Linked DNA regions of Homo sapiens: region 2 is linked to region 1. A link is a loop called in an ENCODE intact Hi-C map of the cell type or tissue named here. Cell type or tissue: PC-9. All regions are shown on one strand. Each heading gives the region's core, and the rest is flanking DNA. Links, peaks and the distances in the headings are about the cores only.

The links. A loop is a pair of places that touch in the nucleus more often than their neighbours do. Peaks named below come from ENCODE experiments on the same cell type or tissue, not always from the same donor. Only the 100,000 strongest peaks of a DNase experiment are listed, where the experiment ranks them.
Region 2: it touches region 1 in a loop (14-fold over the local background); 1 of 110 quality-filtered maps calls a loop at or near these places.

The regions. Positions count from the first base shown.
Region 1 is chr7:26,427,827-26,430,642 of GRCh38, forward strand. All of the region lies in intron 1 of LINC02981 (long intergenic non-protein coding RNA 2981), which reads left to right. LOC105375202 (a long non-coding RNA gene) reads left to right here and starts at 1,168. Exons shown (of 3, transcript XR_927126.3): 1 at 1,168-1,707; 2 at 2,026-2,148; 3 at 2,379-2,816. In PC-9, for the core only: no CTCF peak of the experiment used is centred there; a DNase peak (open chromatin) is centred at 1,515.
Region 2 is chr7:26,488,282-26,491,097 of GRCh38, forward strand. All of the region lies in intron 1 of LINC02981 (long intergenic non-protein coding RNA 2981), which reads left to right. Among named protein-coding and RNA genes, the nearest start is that of KIAA0087, 49 kb to the right of the region's middle. In PC-9, for the core only: no CTCF peak of the experiment used is centred there; no DNase peak of the experiment used is centred there.

The sequences.
Region 1 (2,816 bases), core at 229-2,728:
CCACTACACCCAGGTATTTTTTTTTTTGTATTTTTAGTAGAGATGGGGTTTCACCATATTGGCCAGGTTGGTCTCAAGCTCCTGACCTCAGGTGATCCACCCACCTTGGCCTCCCAAAGTGCTGGGATTACAGGTGTGAGCCACCATGCCTGGCCCAGGAATTGCTTTGATCTTGAAATATATCCAGTGAGTTATACACGGCATTAAGAGTTCACCTGGGCTCACACCCTCCCTGCTGAAAGCCCTTCCAGTACATCCAGTGGTTTTCTTCCCACTTCCGGGGTTAATTGTGAGGCTGGCATTTTCTGTCTGGGTCATTTGTACCCCTAGATTCAGCCCCAGTTTCTGGCCCCTGATGGAGTCACCTTAGAATCAGAGGTGAAGGTGGGGAACAGAAAACCTCAGGCCTGGCCCTGATCCTCTTGCTGGTGGAACAGTCATAGGAACCATATCTTGGCTTTTCATAAAATGTTGATATTTTGGAATTTATTCCACATAATCTATTTTGCAATATTTTAATACAATTTTAAAATATTTTCATTGCAATTACTACTCTCTGTTTAGAATATTAAAAAATTTCACCCAGAATATGGTCTTTTTTCTCTCTCCAAAAACTTCCTCATGTTAGCAATTAAATAGAAGGGGAAAATTAACCAAACTGAGAGATATATTTACTAAACACTTGAAAATGTCCTGCTGTTATATCTTAAGGCTTATTAAGGGGTAGAAGCAGGATTTTTTAAACCCTGGGTGTTGCACCTATTTCCCATGTGTATTTACTTATTTTTACAGTCAAATAAATTCCACTTCCAAATGTGGAAGTGACTTAGTGTTGGATTCCTTTAATGCCCTTCTGATATGGTTAGGTATTGTGCCTCACCCAAATCTCATCTTGAATTGTAATCCCCATAATCCCCACATGTCAAGGGAGAGACCAGGTGGAAGTAATTGGATCATGAGGGCATCCTCCATGCTGTTCTTGTGATAGTGAGTGAGTTCCCACGAGATCTGATGGTTTTATAAGGGGCTCTTCCCACTTTACTCGGCACTTCTTCTTCCTGCTGCCTTGTGAAGAAGAGACCTTGCTTCCCCTTTCACCTTCCGCCATGATTGTAAGTCTCCTGAGGCCTCCCCTGCCATGCTGAACTGTGAGTAAATTAAACCTCTTTCTTTATAAATTACCCAGTCTGGGGCAGTTCTTTATAGCAGTATGAAAATGGACTAATACACCTTGTCTTCAGAAAGACTTTCCCTAGATGCTCAGCACACCTGCTAAATTTCTCCAGTGTGTTGACATTAGAGCAGCCTTGTCCAATAGAGCTTTCTAAGATGATGGAATGTTCTATGTCTGCACCATTCAATACGGCAACTACTAGCCACGTGTGGCTATTGAGCACTTGAAATGTGGCCAGTGTGACTGAGGAACTGAATTTTTTTTTTAGCTTTAATTAAGTGTCAATAGCCACACATAGCTAGTGGCCAGCATACTGGACAGGTCGAATTTAGAAACTCTTCTTTCTGCCACTGTTGACTATGACAAAAGAATGAGTCATAGAGAGGAATGGACTTCTCCCATTCTACTGGGGCAGCCTGGAGAACACTTGGGCTTCGAAGACCACTTCCCTCTGCTCCCCAGGGCCTTCCCCACTGGCTTCAGAGGCGTGACTGAGGGCAAGAAGGAAGAGCCAAGATTCTGTCTACATGTGTGTGAGTTCAGTCTCTTTATTTCCAGCATCTTATTTAAAGGCCACATGCCAAGTATCAATAACAAGCTGGGATCATAACAGTCCTATCCATGCTGTTTTCTAAATTATTGTTTATAGCTTCTTTAATTCTCCATGAAGATGATGAGTCTGTGGAGAATCTTTTTGCAAAGAACAAAAAGCAGAGATCTCTGCGTAAATTACCAGTACCCAAATGAGATGCCTTTTACCACACAGCCTATTCTGCTCACATGTGTTGTTTTGTTGGGGGAGCCTTTTCTTCCCTGCTTTTTTGGTGAGTTGCCACCATTTTGTTCTACAGGATCGACAATGTTAATTCTCATATTGTACATTGTGCCATCTCTCCCTGAACTTTATTGATGTTTTGAAGCAAAACAACCATTTACTCCTCTCCTAAAGATTCCAGTTAATGAGGTGCGCACAGGTGAGCAAGGTGTTTGTATGAAGAAATAAACCCATTAAATAAAAATTATATGAAGAGATGAGCTAGGAGAAAAGGCATACTTGTGTGTTTGTGTGTATGTGCCTGCGTGTGTCTTAGAGGTGCCTGTCAAAGCTTTCTTCTCATACACAAAGATAGAAATATGGAAATCAGAATGAAAAATAAGGGGAATTGGGTTTAGAGCAGCCTCTTAAAATTTGTGCTGTTTCCAGGCCCCTTTGCAGAGCGCCAGCCATTTCCAGGGAGGCACAGTGGTAGCATTTCAGTGCCGTTCTGCTCAGGAAAGACGACCAAACAGCCCTCCTGCCCTCACCTTTGCACACCACACATCTCAGCTTCAACTCGCCATCACGGTGGTCCCAGGCACGGTCGCTGCAACATCAGAAGGGCGGCATTTCAGCAAGCATTTGTTTTTGGGGTAGGGGTAGTGGTAATTACCAGCACATGATTATTTTATTTTGTCTGAATTATTTACAATGGAAGGAAGCAGTTTGGAGGGAAGGGGATATTAGGGAATGAGTTCAATCCCACTTGCATTGATTCTACCCAGAGCAAGAAGAGCAAGCCTATTGAGAAGAAAAATCACTTCCTTTTCTTCCTCTTTCCTCTCCACCCCTAAGTCTTAGAAATAAATAAATAATGCAAAGAAA
Region 2 (2,816 bases), core at 189-2,688, 60 kb after region 1:
GCTTCCTGGAAAATCTGACATGCCACAATGCTCCCAAAGTCCCTTGGGTGGAGGATTTCATAATGAACAGCCAGGGAGGAAAGACTTTCAGAATGTAAGAGAGAACAATGCGTGACAACCACACCACTGATGTAAATTCAATCTCCAGTCTCCATGACCAGTTCCCCCTCCTGCTCTCCTGGGTGGGTTGGGGGAAGAAGGTAGCTATAGATGTGGTTACAATAAGGTATAGGCTAATGAAATGGTTGAGCCATATTTTTTTTTTCTAGAGTGTCATCACAATCTGAAAATACCATTATCTGTCTGACCCTGAAGGCTTTAATCCATTCTTGGGCAAATTTCTGTGTTTTGGGGGAAATCTAAAAATGAGCCTGTGGAGAGGCATGAGGACTGGTTTATGAGTAGGAGTGGTTAGTCGATCACCTGTTGTATGTGCTTTGAATTAAATGATATAATTCTCTTGCATTATATCCAAAATTCCAATAAAGATCTGATATTTGAGTTTTGAAAAATTCGTCTGTTATCCATATGCAAAAATGATAAGGTGATAGTTTAATACCTTATCAATGACTGGTTGTGGGCTAGCTTAGAGCAAGGGAATGCTTAGAGGGGAGCGGGGATGTGGGTGTGCGGGAGCAGGGGGTTTGTAGGATGAGGTGGCGGGGACAAAGACAAACAACACCTGTTTTTAATTTCTTAGCTGAATACTGTGATGGTATGAGCTCAAACAATGTTTCCCAAAATGCAGTGCCCATATCCCTGGTGAAACCAAAGGGGATAGTAAATGCTACACAAAAAAATTACTGTTTTCATCGTTGTGAATTTGTTACAGTTACCTTCTATTATGGCAAATGTTTTTGGTCTTCTATGTATAGGTAGTGATAAAAAGGTTTCTTTTAAAATAAATTTATTTAAATACAAAATAATTGCTTAAATTAAATATATAGTAGTACAAGTGGCCTTCAGTTAAAAAAATCACAATGGTGGTATGTGAATGATGAAAGTGTGGTTATAAAATCTATTGGCTCCAGAATCAGAGCAGAGAGTTTGCTATCTAGCACATTGTGGAAACTTAGCAAATAGTATATAAAATGCCAAATAACACCATCTAGGCTGCATGTCAAATTGTTAAAACTGCTAACATTTTTGCTGTTTTTGTTGTGTTCCTAACTAAGCTAGTTTTTCCCTCTGCTAAATATTGAGCAGAATTGTTTGAGGACTTTGAGTGTCTAGCATGTTTGCACGGTTGATGAGATTTTGTTACTTATCATGTCCATGTCCATATATTATTGCCCATGAATTACACACCCAACATGTATCAGATATCACTAAAGCCCATTAATGAAACATAAAAAGCTAGAGAATTTAAAGGGAATTGGGGCAGCAGGGGGCTGGAAATCTTCTAGTCTGGAAGATTTCCAGACTAAATATAGAAGCACTTTAAGAACCTTGAGACAACTAGTGGTTTCAAACTTTTTCAGTCACAGAACATTCTGTTCAAATAGTAATAGATCTTACTAAGAAGCCCCTGAGTGCCATGGAGAAAATGATGAAGAACTGCTTGGTTGGAGAGGTGGGGCAGGGGGGTGCTGAGAACAGGAGAGTCCCGCAGGTGATACACAAATGAAGTGTCCCTTCCTCTTTCTGCCAGTGCCCACATCCCACCCAGTTCCAGCCCACCCCTGAGGCTCTTGGGGTGTGGCACACTGTTTGAAAACCTAACCTGAAACAGTTTTCCTTCTTATTCCCTCTGCAACTGTCATTTTGTGTCTGCGGTGTGGTCAATGGGCTTTTATTTTATGGTATGACACAGTGACCGCATACTATCTCTCAGAGCACGACAGATGTGTCTTGCCCAAGGGCGCATATATATATATATATGTATGTGTGTGTATTGAGGGGAAAAACAAACAAATGACCTAGACTATAAGCTCTGTCAGGGCCTGGAGTTTCTGGCTTGTTCATCATTGTGTAGCCCTGGCACTTAGAAAGTCTCCTGGTTCACACTGAATGAACAAACAAAAGAATGAGTAGAAAAGATAAGTTAGTCATCGATAAATTTTGAAAAATGGAATTAATGGGTCAAAAGGTGTGCACATTTTCAAATCTTTTAGTGAATGAGTTTCTTATGAAGACCAGCTGGGGCAGTGGGAGAGGCCATAGTAATCTAAATGTGGTGAGCCCTGCAGGGGATAGTGCCTGGGGTGAGGCAGTAGCGAATGACACAGAAAAGAAAATGCAAATTTGAGATGCTCAGAGAAGAAAGTAAGAATACTAGTGATGGGTGGGTTTGGGAACCTGCGAGACTTGAGCCAAAAGCACTTTTGGTTTGGATCACAAAGATGCTGTGTGAAGGATTGGAAATACCATGGTAATCCTTCACAAAGCCAGTCAGAAGCTTAGCTCAGGGCAGAAGCCAAGTGTTGGCTTAAAAGACATAACTCAGCAGCCTGTGAGGCAGCTCTGGGTGCACCATGCCATGGAGGAGCAAGCAGGAATGGCTGCATGCCCAACAGCTGCCCTGCTGAGTCTGCCGAATCTGAGCCTCAGTCACTGGGCTGGGACGAGTGTGCTCCTGTCATACATGTACAAAGTGTCCCCACCTCTCCTGAGGCTCCTCCCTTCTCCACCTCTCTGAGCCATCCCGCAAGGCATTGGGTGTTTTCCACCTATTCCCTAAGCTTTTCCAGAAAGCCTAGCCCTTGGAGAGCCTCTCTAGTCCCTGAGCACTCCTAGTCCTCATGGCCTGTGGTGTTTATTTGACACCTATCCCTGCCTGGGCGGCTCACTGGATATGCACAGGGCATCTCCCTAAC